2 separate regions of the Homo sapiens genome follow, and region 1 is linked to region 2. The links are chromatin loops, found by intact Hi-C in ENCODE. Cell type or tissue: heart left ventricle. All regions are shown on one strand.

What was found. A loop is a pair of places that touch in the nucleus more often than their neighbours do. Peaks named below come from ENCODE experiments on the same cell type or tissue, not always from the same donor. Only the 100,000 strongest peaks of a DNase experiment are listed, where the experiment ranks them.
Region 1: a loop joins it to region 2, with 1.9 times the contacts of the local background. A loop is called at or near these places in 11 of 110 quality-filtered maps.

What each region holds. Positions count from the first base shown.
Region 1 is chr21:42,665,265-42,673,264 of GRCh38, reverse strand. All of the region lies in intron 1 of PDE9A (phosphodiesterase 9A), which reads right to left. Among named protein-coding and RNA genes, the nearest start is that of PDE9A, 16 kb to the right of the region's middle. RefSeq lists enhancers at 3,334-4,279, 4,280-5,226, 6,722-7,228. In heart left ventricle, a CTCF peak has its summit at 4,020 (motif pointing right); no DNase peak of the experiment used is centred here.
Region 2 is chr21:42,742,271-42,750,270 of GRCh38, reverse strand. It overlaps PDE9A (phosphodiesterase 9A), which reads right to left. Exons shown (of 20, transcript NM_002606.3): 8 at 6,411-6,495. Among named protein-coding and RNA genes, the nearest start is that of PDE9A-AS1, 4.5 kb to the right of the region's middle. In heart left ventricle, no CTCF peak of the experiment used is centred here; DNase peaks (open chromatin) are centred at 3,170, 3,920 and 4,620; H3K27ac peaks cover 372 bases.

The DNA of each region.
Region 1 (8,000 bases), 77 kb after region 2:
GAAAGGCAGAGGAGTAGGAAGAGAGGAGGTGGAGATGTGAGTTCAGTTCCAGTCCCTCCTCCTACCAGCTTGACCCAGGGAAGATTTCTTAACTTTTCTGAGGCTCTGATTCTTCGGCTGCAAAGCGAGACAAATCCTACCTCGCCCACAGGAATGTTAGGAGGATTCGTCATGCAGATAGAGGGCCCGCTACACATTACTTACTCCGTTGAGTGGCAGCCGTGATTACAGGAGGGGACCCTTGAAACTCATGGATCCTCCTCCTCCTTTTTCCTTCAAAGGCTGTTTCGCAAGCAAGTAGCACCAAGGCACATGGCCTTAACTTCAACATGTCAGCATTTCTGGGTGTTTCAATAGAGTATGGGACAAAAGCCTGTCTTAACTCGGGGATGCCACCGCACAGCAGGCTCTGATTGCTCTCACTGACCTACGGAGCCCCGCATTGATTAGCAGCCACATCCAACTGTGTCCACAGTGCGACAGAAGCTGGAGGCCACATCAACACAAACACATATGCGTTAATAAGATCAACCGCGTCGGATGAACAAGAAACCAAACTCGACGGGTTAAATGATCCATTTGACCTCACTGTGGTTTAGGCCAGTTTTCTCTTTTTCTAAACACGGCAGGGCATCTGTCTTTGCAGGCAGGCCCCAGGTGGGTTCCTCCACACCCCAGCACTGAGCTGGACCTGCCCTTTGGCATGCGTTCAGGGGGTGCTGGTGCCCAAGCTTGCTCCTGTGTGAACCAGGGTGAGCAAATTCTGCGTTCTGTGGTTTTATGTTGTGTGACTAATGATGCCCATGCCACAACCACAACCACCAATGGGGACTGAGACCACACTCGGGCTAGAACCAGAGCCAAACGCCCTAAAAGCCCAGTGACTCTGGGTCCTGAAAAGGACCTCCTGAGTGCTGTGTCATCTTCATTCCCCCACAGACGAGGACAGACAAGAGAGAGAAGAGCCCGGCCTGGCCCTGCTCCAGGCCCTCAGCTCCAGGGGTGCGTGCTGCACCTAAGTCAGACCTTCAGCTGTGGTCTGAACGAAGGCGAGGTGGGCTCGTGGCCATAACGGGATGTGCAGCTCTGTTTGCCTTGTTCTCAAATTACTGATATTTCTGATTGCATACTCAGAATAAATATTGATTTAGGCTCCTCTAAAGGAAAATAAACCAATTCAAATTCCTTTTATTTTCTCTATCCTAGACTGTGAATCATTTTTAGAGCTTTTATAAGCTATTAAGCTTTTATATCAGCTTCCATAAGATTTTGCTAGGCTTTGTCTGCCCTCAAGACAAACAGGCACATCTCAGCCGGGCTTGGGGATCTCTCTGGGAGAGAGAACAGACCAAATCAGCCTGCAGGACCAGCCAAACGCAACCCACTAGCAGATTCACACATTTCTATCTTTGAGGGAGTTAAAAGGTGAATTTTCTATTGCCTTTTTCAGCGCTCGATAATTCCAAGTGTTTAATATTTTTTTAAATGAGCTAAAAGAGGCCAAGCCCCAAATTCCACATTCTATTGTTTTTTCTTATTACCCAAGAAATAAATATGCGTTCACTGAAGAAACATTGCAAGTTATCTATGAATCATCTGTCAATCAATCTATATCAATCATCTGTCCATCCATCTGTCTGTGTACATCTGCAATTCATCTGCAATTTACCTCTAGTTACAAATTATATATATACACATTTGGACATATTGTTCATTTTGTTTGGTCTCTTGTTTTTAGAATACTTAACAGTAAAGTCACACTCAGAATGGATTACAGTTAACCGCCAGACAATCACTGCTTCTCTATTTGCTAAAATAAAATCTGTATTCAGCCTCATTTCCTTTTCCAGTTTAGGAGATATTTTTCAGGTCCTTGCATTTGAAAAAGAATATACAACAACGACAGAAATTACCATGGATTCCCATGTGCCAGAGGCATTTAAAATGTTATTTAAAAAACAAAACAAAACACTTCCCTGTTATGGAAATGCTCAGACGTACACAAGAGCAGGAGGAAAGCGTCATGAAGCCTCCGCTGCACACCCACAGCTTCAACACCTGTCCCCACGCCTCCCCTCCTGCTTGAACTGGGCCCCAACCTCCCCAGCACCGGAGTTATCCTAAAGCTCCTCTCAGGTATCGTGCTAGTCCATCTGCACTGTTTCCACGCGGTTCTCTGGAGTAGAACGCTTCCTTTGTGGTTAAGATAACCACAATGTAATTAGTACATGGAGAAAAAATTAACAACAGTCTCACATCATCTCTCAGCTTGTCATACATCTGTATCTCTAAGTCATGGTTTAAGGATCAAAGATAACATGTGTTCAGGAAATACATGGCAAGAAAAGGGATGGGAAGTATAACTAGAGACCTCAGGAGACACCAAGCAAATGCAGGGTGTGGGCTGTGCTAGGATCCTGACTTGAAAACTAATGCATCCGTGTGTGTGTGAATGTATGTGTGAGTGAATGTATGTATATGTGTGTCAGAGTGTATGTGCGTGTGAATGTGAGTGTATGTGTGTGAATGTGGGTGTATGTGACTGTGAGTGTAAGTGTATGTGTGAGTGTGTGAGCATGTGTGTGAATGCATGTGTATGTGTGTATGTGTGTGAATGATAGTTTGTAAGTGTATGTGTGTGTGAATGTGATAGTGTGTGAGTGCATGTGTAAGTGTATGCGTGTATGTGGTGTGTGTATGTGTGAATGTGTGGGTAAGTGTACGTGAGTGTGAATGTGTGATTGCCTGTGTGTGTGAAGGTGTGAGTGCGTGTGTAAGTGTATGTGTGTAAGTCTATGTGCAAGTCTGTGTGACTGTGTATAAGTGTATGTGTGACTGTAAGTGCGTGTGAATGTATGTGTGAATGTTTGTGAATGTAAATGTGAATGTGTGTGAATGTGTGTGTGGATGTGTGTGTAAATGTATGTGAATGTGTGTGAATGTGAGTGTGGTGTCTAAGTGTATGTGTGTGAATGTGTATGTGTGAATGTGTGAATATGTGTGTGAATGTATGTATGTGTATGAGTGTGAATGTAAGTGTATGTGTGTGAATGTAAGTGTATGTGTGTGAATGTGTGTAAGTGTATGTGTGCGTGTGAATGTGTGTGCGTGTGAATGTGTGTGTAAGCATGTGTGAGCCTGTGAATGTGTGTAAGCATATGTGTGAGTGTATGAGAATGTGTGTAAGTATGTGAGTGTGTGAATGTGTAAGTGTGTGTGTGTGAAGGTGAAACATGGTGCTTTCCTTTTATTGCCATGCATCTGTTGAAGCACCCACATTATCTTGGATCCTTAAAGCACACCTTGAAGGTGATGCTGGCATGCCCACCTGGTGCCAGGGCTGGCCTCTCTCTAGAAGGCACGGTCACACTGGGCTGTGTGTGCAGGTTCCCGGGCTCAATTCCAGCTCTGTCCCTCATTATCCGTGGCTGTGGGCAAGTTCCTGAACCTCTTCATTCCGTGCTGAGCAGCAGCATGGAGACCACACCAGGAGCCTCTATGAGACACTCGGCTCTCCGGGATGCGGTGACTTAACTCCGCTGGGCAGATTCTATCCCCATGTCACTGATGTTGAAACTGAGGCCCGAGAACATACAGCCAGCATGTGCCATTGCTGGGTTCCAGCCTCAGTCTGCTGATTCCAGGGCCCCAGATGAACCGCCAAGTGGGGTGTGGGTTGTCATTTTGACGCCGAGGCTCCGAAGCATGCCATGGCCTCCCAAGGTTCATCTCCTAATTTAATGTCCCTTCTCTTGGGCCCCGCACACAGGAACCTTCAATAAATGTCTGTTAAGTGGAAGGATTTGAGGGGCACGTTTGCCTAACATGGCATGAGTTAATCCAATTCAAATGTGGAGTGAAACTCAGTGGGAAGGAGAGAGACATCTAAGACCCCGCAGGCAGGGGAGGCGGGGATGTCAACAACAAACAGAAAGGTGGTGTGATGCGGCCGCAATTCCCAAACTGCTGGCAGCCACCAGCAGCTGGAAGAGGCAAGGAAGGGAATCTCCGGGGGAGCCTCTAGAGGGAGCGCGGCCCTGCCCACACCTGGATTTCAGCCCAGCGATTCAGATTTTGGACTCCATCCTCCAGAGCTGCGAGATAATCCGTTTCTGTTGTTTTAAGCTGTGGCATTTATGGCCATTTGCTACAGCGGCCCTGGTCTCTGTTCTAAGAGGGGTGGAATCTTTTTCGCAAGCAATGGGAGTCCTTGATACCGGGTGGGCCTCAGCGCGTGTATGCAATGGGGGAAACTTCAGGAGGGGATGGTGAAGGAGGCATTAACGAGGGGAGACACGGAGGGCTCAGCCGCTGGCCAGAGGCTGCAGAGGGAGTTGATGTGGCCCGCGTGGGACGTGGCGGGGGGTGGAGGGAGCAGCTCTGATAATCCGTGGGGAATTCCTCTCCCGACGGAGGATGTTCATGCGCAGGACACGGCTACCCAGACCGTCTGAACAGCCCTCCAGGTCACGCTCAGAGCTGCCTGGCCTGACGGTGGGATTTCAGGGCCCATTTCCCCCGCGCCGGCATCTGCGCGGATCCCGGGCCTCCGCACAGGGCTCATTTGTCATGACTGCTGTGCTCATCACTCTTGTCATTTTTCTGCGTAGCTTCGCTTTTGTTTTCCTCACTGCTAGTGTCTGAGGCCAATCTCCACTGTTATAAATAATGGATCACAGGGGACTGAAAATGCAAAAATCGACGAACCAAAAGAACAGGAAGTGTGCTGAGATGGAGCTCTGCACACAGGACTCTCACGGGGCATTTCTGAAGGCCTCTCGCCAGTTGCAATCTGCTTGACTCCTGGATACGCGGTTCAAGCTCGAAGCAACTCTCGCTGCATGAACATGACCCTTCCGCCACCCCCTCTCTGGGGCCTCACCCTTGTCTTGTCTTAATAATTCATGCTCACTTCTCCCAGGGCCTCTGTCTGTCTCTGCTGCATCAGGACTCCGAGTGGGAGCTAATGCAACCCTTCCCTGGAATCTGGGCTCCCTGGACCCTGGGGATGGCAGGAATGGGGAGGGTGGGGTAGGAGGTGCTCGGGGGACCCAGGCGGCAGCCCCTCTGGAGGATCACTGGGGGAGAGGACCTTCTCTCAGCACGCAGCCCCTTCGAGCCCAGTTTCAAGGCAGTATGTGAGAATGGTGTGGCTGGACATGGGTGAAAAGATTTAGAGGAAACCATGGGAAAGGGACACCCCAGCGGGGAGGCAGGGGAAGGCAGACAGGAGTGGAATCCTTTTTGTGCACCCCTCTCTCCAACTTCGACCCAGAGAGCTTGGATGTCTTGGTAAGCCGGCATCGCCCATTCCATCATCATCATTTCCAAGTGGGAATGGGATAAGGGAGGGGAGATTCCACTAGAACTGCAGGGGGGAAAGGGCGGTTCATCAAAGCAGAAACACACGTCCTGTGCTGGGTCCCTTGAGAAGGGCCAAGTGGGTCCCAGTCAGGACTGCAGGGGGTCCTGGACCAAACAGCAGGGGGTCGGGAGGAGGGAACTTGCCACGGGTTTCTAGGGAAGTGGTGGCTGCCAGTCCTTTCAAGAAGGCCCAGCAAGGCTTTTGGAATAAAGGTAATGCCTGGTTCTTGCAAGAGGCCTGTTGTGATCCGAACTTGCATAAAACCCAAAAACCTGCAACTCCTGTGAGCGGAGACAGTCCAAGACCATCTGAGAAGCAGGCCAAGTGCTTTCATTCTTCCTGGTTCATCTTCCCTCCCTCCTCACCACTCTCTTCCTTTGTTTCAAGAGAACAAAACAAACATACTGGGCAGGCAACTGGGAGGGAGGGGTGTGTTTCTATTCAAAACTCTTTTTCATGCCACCTGCCAAATAGAATTCTAAATCCTCCTTTAAAAAAAACTGTGCCCCATCCATGAAGTCGAGTAGTTTAAGAACTGTGGCCACGTCAGCACCCTGTTCCCTGGTCTGTACTTGCTGGGGTATGTCTCCCTTTTGAAAATCAGTATATTGTCTCTCTGTTTTCCATGGATTTGGTGTCTGAATGGATAGGCTTATGGGCTGCTAGAAGTTGGACCCCCTCATCCAACTTCCTCATTGTGATCTCCAGCCAACCTCCTCAAACTGGTCATGTGGTTGGCCAGGCTGCAAAGCATGTTGGGGTTGTTTGCTGTTTCGCCAGCATGGCCCTTCACCCCTGGCTGGAGGACAAAGAAGCAGTCTGTGTACAGGGAGTGAATGGGCAGTTGGGACCAGGCGCCTCAACATGCTGGGGTTGGGGCGGGGGGGAGTGGGGACAGCCTGGAGCCCGGGAGGGCGAGTCGGCGGTCACCAGGCGCGGGACCTTGGTGCCGCCTTTCAACCTTTTGGGCTGCGATGCTCTCTTTGGTGACCCAATGTCGTTCTGGATCCCTCCTGCTTTCCCACATTAGGGTTACAAAGGCCAGAAGATGGGGAAGGGAGAGGTCATTCCCACTTCCCAAAGCGGGTGCTATGGACTGAACTGTGTCCCGTCAAAATTCATGCTGTAGTTCTGACCCCAGCACTTCACGATATGACCTTATTTGGAGACCGGGCCTTTAAAATGAGATGTCCTTGTAAAACGAGGCGCCGAGGACACAGACATGCAGAGGCTCGGCCCTGCATGGACACGGGGAGGAGGTGCCAGCCCAGGAGAGGCCTCAGGAACCAGCCCTGCTGCAGCCTGACCTGGGAATTCGGCCTTCAGACCGCGAGGGCCTTGGTGTCTGCTGTGGAGGCCGCCGGGCCTGTGGTCCTTTGTGACGCCGGATGCACACGGGGGAGTGCAGCCCTCACAAAGCTGAGACGGAGCTGCGGGTGGGGCCTCGGCACCTTCAGGACCTGCTCTGCGCTCCTGCTGGGTCCCAGCTGCTGAGTCAGATGGGCTCATCCAGAAACAAGCCAGCTGCCCTCCCTCCTTCCCCACAGCCTCACACTTGGGAGGCGGGGAGACTTCAGAAGTGCTTTGGTGCCAGCCCTGCCCCTGGCAGCTCCAGCTGAGATCCTCGTCGACAAGGAGAACCCAAGTCCAAGGACAGCAAGAAGGGCCTTCTGGAGCTGATAGCCACGCCCTTCCGGCTGCAGCCACGCCCTTTCTTGATGACCACGCCCACTGCACGAATGACCACGCCCTCTCGGTTGTGGCCACGCCCACTGCACTGGTGGCCACGCCCCCACCCCAGGGCTGCTTTCCCCTTTGATAAAGAACATCTTTTTAGATGTCAGGGCCTGAAGGCCCTTGGGGAAGGTGAGCCTGTTCTTTAGGGCCCCAGGAAGGCAGCGTTTCCTGTGCTTAGGACTCCCTTCTCACGGTCCACACTGCCTCCCCAACTGACTTCAACGGGGCCTCATGGCGCAGAGGTGCCCAGGGGAGCATCAGGAGCTTGAGGGATAGACGGTGGAGCCACGCGGGAGAAGCTTCATCCCTGGCCCAGCCGAGCAACGCCCTCTCACGGGTGAGCTGCATGCATCCATTGTTCATTATTCAACAACTGTTACTGGTTCTCGTGCCAGTCTCTGGGCAGGGGCAGGGTTGGAAGGTGAGTGACTTGATCCTGGGCTCCAAGGGTGCCTGGTGAGGAGTTATTACAGTGCAGAGAGGCACCTGCACGCGACACATCCGGCTTCCTAGGAGCGGGGACATTCAGCAAGGGCCGGCCAGGGCAGGGAAGGCCGGGAGCTGTAGGAGCAGAGCAAGGTCGGGGGTGGCCACCAAGGCTGGAGCCAGATGTCCAGGTTCCAACACTGCTGGCCTGTGGGAGCCCAGGTGACAAGATCACAGGGACCCTGTGGGCTTTGGTGAGCTCCCTTGGGCAGGGTGTAGCCAGGGGTCTCTGGGTGGGGGAGGAGGACCAGAGGGCAGGTTGAACGGTCTTCTAAGAGCCAACCAGTCCCTCAGAGGGCCAGGATGGGGGTGGACAAGGCAACCCCCTGAGTGTCCTGGGGCTGCTATAACAAAGACCACAAACTGGGTGACATGAAACCACAGAGGTTTATCTCTCTTGGCTCCGGAGGCC
Region 2 (8,000 bases):
CAGGCTGGTCTTGAACTCCTAGGTTCAAACGATCCTTCTGCCTCAGCCTCCCAAAGTATTGGGATGACAGGTGTGAGTCACTGCACCCCGCCCCTTTGTACTTTTTAAAATTTTTATTTATTTATTTATTTTTGAGACAGAGTCTCACTCTGTTGCCCAGGCTGGAGTGCAGTGGCGCAATCTTTGCTCACCGCAACCTCTGCCTCCTGGGTTTAAGCAATTCTCGTGCTTCAGCCTCCTGAGTAGCTGGGATTACAGGTGCATGCTGCCACACCTGACTAATTTTTGTACTTTTAGTAGAGACGGGGTTTCACCATGTTGGCCAGGCTGGTCGTGAACTCCTGACTTCAAGCGATCCACCTGCCTTGGCCTCCCAAAGTGTTGGGATTACAGGCGTGAGCCACTGCGCCCAGCCCCTTTGTACTTTTAAACAAAGATGGAATTGCACCAAAGTCAGTCTGCTGCAACCTGCTTTGTCATCTAACATATCATGAACTCATCCCAAGTTGCTCCACAGAGCTTAGCTTCATTTTCCAAGTTTCTCCAGGGTGTGGCCATAGCACACGTTAGCAATCCAGTCCCCAGTGATGGACTTTTAGAATGTTTCCAACTTTCCCTGTTACATGTAATGTTAGCAGATGAGTTTTCTGTCTGACTCTGTTTTTGTTTAGCACTTGGTATCGAGGTATCCCACATAGGAGCAGGGCAAAGTGAGCCAGGCATGTTTCAGAGGAAAGCCACCTTCCGGTTGGGCAGTGTGCTGGCTTCAGGGTGGTCCCCAGAGGCTGAATGAGGAGCAGCTGCCCCAGGAGGTCTGGCTGCTCTTGGGCCCCTGCAGCAGAGTGCACCAGGGGGCTGGGCCGATCTGGGTTCACACCCTATGGGTGTGAACTTGCTTGGAAGTGAACAGGCTCCCTGTGTACTTGGACGATGGTGGGTGGGGGTCACGCCTGGCTTGTGTGACATTCACCAGGCTATGGGGGCACTCAGGGAGCTAAATGCAGCAGAAGCTCCTGCGATTTGTAAATAAAGCCCCTTCTTCTGGGAGAGCAAGTTAATACTGCCCAGTAAGAGCCATATAGAAATTCGTATCCTTTAAGCCCACATATCTATCCTGGGGAATTTATCTTAAGCCAAGAATTAAACAGGAACAAACAGCTCTATGCACACAGATATTCACCGTGGTGTGATCTGCTGTAACAAAAACACAAAACCGACTAGAAGCCACCTGAATGTCCCAAGACGGGAAGCGGTTTAAACCAGCACAGTGCCTCCGCATGATGGACTATTATGCCATTAGGAGGATCATCACGGATATTATGCCAAGTGAGGAAACTTGACATGAAAAGGGAAAATAAGAATGCTATGCACAGTATGTACTGAAAGCAAGTGCCAAAAAATGCCACGCTACGAGGAAGAAAGAGCACATTCGGTAGGTTTAAAAAGAGTGCTTGATTGTGGCCTTCTGGGAAAATCTATGAGCTGTACGCTGGTTAAAATTTAATCTATTTATTGCTCACAATGCCACTAGTAAAAAAAAAGACTACACAACGCATGTTTTAGTTGTTTTTCAAAACAAGGTATCTATGCACAGAAAAACATCTAGAAGGCCTCGTGTCCAGGTTTAAACTGGGGGGACATTGCCGGCTGTTGTCATGATCGGTGTGCACCCTTCAGCTCCCATCAGTGTAGTTTGGAGGTTTTCCAATGAGCCTGTGCTATTTTCAAAACTAGAATAATCAATCTATTTCCTTTCTGGAAAAAGAGGCTTCGGTGTTATTTTCTCGGCATGCTGCCGTCTCTTCCCCGTGATAACCACCGCTCCACGGAGATCCATTTGGTAGCCCTTCCCTCTGTTTCATGCTTGCAAAACCCATCAGAGTTGCTACCACAGTTTGATGTGTAAGGGGGAACGCTAACAGATTCAGCAAAGTATTAACAAAACCAACCAACAAAATGCACCAATCAAATGATTTCCATTGTCATCCATTAAACGAGAAATTCCATTTACACATTTCTGAGAAGTAACGAACGTTTTCTGCGTAGTTAAAAAAAATAGATGGCATGATGATGATTTCTTCGCTGCTTTTAACCTGTTTTGTGTAAACATTCGCACATGTGCTGTCTCTGTAAGTCTCCTGCATTCCCCAGGAGGGTTATGGAAATCTTCACCGAGCAAGACAGTTTGACTGTTCGAATCCCGCTGTTTCCTTGCAGATACCAGAGCTGGGAGCAGAGGAGGGTCTGCTGGGGCCCGCTGACCCTGCCTGGCCAGGCAGCCCCTCTCTCTGCGCTCCGCTGCCACGGGAACCAGCGTCTTCAGCAAACAGAGCAGCTGGCATGGAGCTCTTTCTTTTCATCCTATTTGGAGCTTATCTTTGCTTTCATTTCCTGGGGTCCCCATCCCCCTTCTCTGGGGCTTAGGCCAGTGGGCAAGGCCATTTGTTTGGGATGAACGCTGAGCCCTCAGTTGCCACCCCAGGCTCCTGCAGACTCCCCAGCTCTGGGTGAACCCCATATTCCATGCTCTGCTCTCTGCCTGGCACAGTGCTGGGGGCCAGAGTGGCCGTGGCCCCTGGGGTAGACCTGCCCCTGCCCCTGCCCTAAATGTAAGCTGGCAGTTGGACCTCTGTCCTCTTTGAGGGAAAAGCAGGAGAAACCTAGCCCGTGAGTGTCAGGGGACGGCCACCTGCTCCCGGGTGCTGTGTGCCGGACCCCGATGCCACTGCTGTTCCCAAGGGGCAGCTTCTGGTGGATCCATACCCCTGGCTCCGAGGCCCCACCAGGGTGTGCTATGTGGGCTGAATGTAGCTCCACATTTCAGGCTCACACTGGCCATTTGTGTGGCACGGGGCTGAGCTAGCTCCACCCTGTCTGGGGCCTTTATTCTCTTCCCAGAGGCAAGAACGCTGGCCTCTGGCTGGGCTGCCATCTCGGGAAGGCCCCCCACCCCCACCCTGCCTTTTGCAGCTCCTCTCCCCAGTCATCCGGGGAAGTTCCAGCTTAACTGAGACTGGTCCCAGGGTCCCCACATTGCTACAGGGCTCTCATGAGTAAGATGTAACTCTGCTGTTGACAAAGACAAAAGGGACAACACGAATATCTCAGTGTCTCTATTCTGAGTTCCTTTCTACATAGAAAAACAGGAAGGGGTTTCATGTGTGGCAACGCCGGCCTGGGGCACATGACGCGGCTGGGGATGAGACCAGAGCCCAGGAGGCTGGATTTGTTTTTTCTCAATGTGTCGACAACGCTTGAGAATTTTTACCCTGTTCCGTTTTGGAAGCAAGAGTCCCATTTACCTGTCTCTCACCTACAGGGGAGGCTGCCAGAGCTGTCAGCCGAGAACGTCGCCTCCAGAAGCTGACGGGGCACCAGGAAGTCTCCTTGTCTTTGGTTTATGGCGCTGTGGGTTCTAAAAATGTACTCCTGGGGGAAGTGCGGATGCGCCTCCGTTACTCAGATGGGCCCAGGTGCCCCCCACAGCCCGGCGTGCCTGACAGGCACCTGGGGGCTGATGTCTCACTGGAGTTCCTGGCGGCTTCCTCTGCAAGCTCTGAAATCGGTGTTATCCTCCCACGTGGTGTGTTATGGGCTGAAGTACATCTCCCCCCAAAAGTTGTATGTTGAAGTCCTAACCCTGCTGCCTCTGAGGGTGACCTCATTTGGGGACATGACTGTTGCAGATGTAGTTAAGGGGATGTCATCCTGGAGGAGGGTGACCCCTACTCCAATAGGATGGGTGTCCTTACAAAAAGGGGGAATTTGGACAGAACGGATGGGAGCACCAGGTGAAGAAGCAGGCAGAGAATGCCGCCGGCAGCCACCAGAGGCCAAGAGAGACCGGGAAGGTCCCTCCCCTGGGGCCTTCAGAGGTGGCAGGGCCTGCTGGCACCTTGATTTTGGACTTGTGGCCTCCAGAACTATGTGGGAATACATTTCTATTGTTTTAAGCTGCCCAGTTTATGAGAATTCGTTACGCAGCCCCAGGAAATGACTACAACTTCGATAAAAATAATCTTCCCCCCTGCAACCTCAACCTGACCTGCAGGACTAGTGCACACCAGAAACCACGCCAGGAGCGGCGTGTGATCCGAGCACTCGCCTTGCTTTCTACAGAGCGGGTGCCCATCAGGCACGGCAGAGGCAAGACCTGTGAGGCCGGAGGCTGTCTCACCACTCACTCCTGCTGCTGTAGGTGGGCGGTAAATGCAGTCGTTTAAGGGATAAGAGGCTGCATCCTACAAACACCTCCAGAAAGTGCTCAGGGACACACAGTTGTGGGTGAGGAGCTGGGGGCAGCTTCGGGAGGCATGGCCTGGCTCCAGACACACCCCTTGGGGCGGTGGAGTTCCCCAACCCATATGGGGCCCAGAGGCCGCTGTTCAGGGAGTCTGGTTTCAGGCTGAAGACTAGAACTCAGTTTTTGTCCTCTTCCCCTCGTGCTGCTGGTGGGGCTGGAAAGGCTGGCCCTGCTACACCCGCAGCCCCAGCTTGAGGCCACCCATCTCCGCCTGGCTCTGGGCAGAGGGGAACCCTGCCAGGCAGCACCACCCTGGAACACCACCCTCCTGCCAAAGCAGCCATGGCACCTGGGGCGCAAGGGACAGCCAGAGGGCTGAACCAAGCCACGTAGAGCCCACGGCCAAGGGCGGTGCCACAGGTGAAGGTGCTGTGTGTCTGAGGCTGCCAAGCCGGGTCCCAGCCTTGCCAGGTCCCAGCCTTGGGACCCCAGCTGTGTGGCCGTCCCTGTGCAACTTGGGAGCTCTTCCTTGGCTCACAAATGAGAGACTCTGTCTCCCGTCCTTTAAAGAGCCTCCAGCACAGGGATGACGAAGATGGATTGTTCACTCACAACTTTCCATGGCCACAAACTATGGCCTGACTTCCCCTAAGTCAATTGGGCTGAGACATCCCTAACTCCAAATGAGCCCATGAGTGCATGGGACAGACACGTGGCACGGTCCCTGTAGGACAGGCTCTCACGTGGCTCAGACAAGGCCTGCTTCCTTCCGCTCGGCCTTCCTCCCTGCGCCCACCCCGAGGCCAGGCCCCCGGGGCTTTGAGGGGACCAGATGAGGCCCGTCGGCTTTCCCTTCACCTTCTGCCTCTGAGACCCTTTCACTTGCCACGCTTCCTCAATAAGCAGATTGCCCTCAATTTCAAAATCAGGGAATGATCGTCAGCATGCCAGGTGGCTCTGAGACAACTCAGTGCAATTGCACAGGGCTGTTTCTCAGTCCATTAGTCCCCATTAAATCCCACTGAGGCCGGGCAGTGGCACTCTGGGGAACCATGAGCCACATCATATGCCTGTGGTGTCTGGGCTGGCACCAGCGGGCATGGAGGCAAAGCCCGGAGGTGTGAGCAGGTCCTGTGTGCCCCTCACTAAGCACAGCGCCCGCACACAGTAAGTGCCTCAATGCATGCGCTCTGCTCATCATCACCGCCGTCTCTTTGCTACTACCGGCATTTCCATCCCCAGTTTGGTCGTGGTTCATCCACACGTGTCCTGACCCTGGCTCCAGTAAAGAGTCCTGCTGTACACAAAACTGACTTTGGAGGTGGCATCGTGGAGACTGGGGCATTTTCCCCACGAGTCACAGCTCACTGGGCCCCCCGAAGCGCCTGTGAAGGATGCCTGTTCCCAGGAGAATGACTTCTGTGTCCCCAGTGCTGAAGCCCTCGCTGGAATGCAACCCAGTGGGAACATCACACAAGGAACCGGGTCCCTGGGGGCAACAGGAGGCTCCTCCCCTAATGCTTTTCCTCTTCTTGTTCTGTCTTTAAAAGTGGATATCAACTTATTCCAAGCTGGACACATTGCTCCTAAGGCTTGGATCTGCAGGAGGAGGACTCTTCTTCTGTGAAATCGTCTTCCCAGCCCCTATCTCCAATATGTGCTCTTTTTTTCTTGAGACAGAGTCTTGCTCTGTCGAGCCCAGGCTGGAGTGCAGTGGCGCGATCTCGGCTCACTGCAACCTCCACCTCCTGGGTTCAAGCGATTCTCCCGCCTCAGCTTCCCAAGTAGCTGGGGTTACAGGCATGTGCCACCATGCCTGGCTACCGTTTGTATTTTTAGTAGAGACGGGGTTTCACCATGTTGGCCAAGCCGGTATTGAACTCCTGTCCTCAGGTGATCCTCCCACCTCGGCCTCCCAAAGTGCTGGGATTACAGGCGTGAGCCACCACACCCGGCCCATGCGTGCTCTTTTGTTAGAAGAAAGTCACACCACTGACAAGCAGGTCGCAAGCAGGGTGGCTGCCTCCAGACTGCACTCTCCCAAGCCTGAACTGTACCGAACTGCACCAGCCTTTCTTTTAGGCAAACAAAGCCCACAGCCCCAGCCCAACTGGTACGGGGAGCCCTCCCCAGGCCCGGCCGCCCGTGGCCCCAGCGCAGACCCTACCTGCTGCTTCTGGCCGCCAGCTCCTCCCTCATCTTCTTAATGTCACTCTTGCATTTCTCAATCTCCACCACTTTTAGTCCTTCCACTGGTGACAGAGAGAGAGACAGCAAGGGGGTTACCACGGACGAATGTGGAGGATCTCTCAAGGCTGGTAACTAAGGGCTCCCTGTGGCTCCCAGGGAGGAATATACCTCAGTGCAGAGGTCCCCACACCTGCCCTGGCTGCCGATACTCAGGTTTTGCCTGCACTTCCGCGCTTAGCTCAGCCACAACTGACTCTATCCTCGCAGGCATGTGCCGTGGCCACCGCTGCACTACCGCATCCATCCGGGCAGTTTTCAGAAGGCAGAAGCTCCTCCCCACTCTCCACTCCCTGAATCTCAACTCTGGCACCCACTTTTTGCTCCATACCCCTAAGCACCAGCTGAGGACATGGGACAAAGGCGTCTTTTATCCCAAAAAGAAAAGGGGGCACATGTGGTGCCAGAGCATTAAAATGCAGTGAACGGCAAAGCGTTTTCAGCAAGGATTACGATCTCATTATGGGAAAAGCTTTTCATTGGAACGTCCTTCCAGAGCAGTTTCACCAGGAGAAAGTGTTGACTTAAAACAGAAGAGAAATAAATAGGCAAAGTTGAGGATCAGCAGAACTTGGACTTGATCACATTCCTGGAGTTGAAACTGCCTTGGCCAAATTATGACTGAGACAGTGAAAGAGATCTAACTTAGCGGGCTCCATCTTGCTTCGAACCTCCAAGCTGTCTGTGTTCATTCCTTGGCTGAACTAACTTTGGGAGAAACTTCATTTGTAGTTTATAGTTTAGACAAAGACTGTAACAGCCCTTTCCCAAAGCAGACCTGCTTCTTGCCTGGGGACGAGACTAACAGCCACAGGATTAGAAATTACAGTTTAAGAGTCACGCAGCTGGAGACTACGAGATTCTGACCCTCCCTAAATTGCTCCTAAGATCAGCGCTTGAGATATTTTGGAGACCCTGCAGTTGATGGATCAGCTGGCACCACCCAGATAGATAAACTGGCTCGTCTGGTCTTCTGGCCCCAGTCAGGAACTGACTCAGTGCAAGAAGACAGCTGCAGCCAGGCACAGTGGCTCACGCCTGTAATCCCAGCACTTTGGGAGGCTGAGGTGGGCAGATCACGAGGTCAGGAGTTCAAGACCAGCCTGGCCAATATAGTGAAACCCTGTCTCTACTAAAAATACAAAAATTAGCCGGGCATGGTGTGCCAGTGCCTGTAGTCCCAGCTACTCGGGAGGCTGAGGCAGGAGAATAGCTTGAACCCGGGAGGCGGAGGTTGCAGTGAGCCGAGATCACGCCACTGTACTCTGGCCTGGGGGACAGAGTGAGACTCTGTCTCAAAAAAAAAAAAAAAAAAAAAAAAAAGCAGACAGCTTCAACTCCCTATGATTTCCTCCCTGACCAATCAATCAGCATTCCTGGCTCACTGGCTTCCCACCACCCACTAAGTTATCCTTAAAAACTCTGCGCCCCGAATGCTCGGGGAGACTGATTTGAGGAATAATAAAACTCTGGTCTCCCGCACAGCCGGCACTGGGTGAATGGCTCTTTC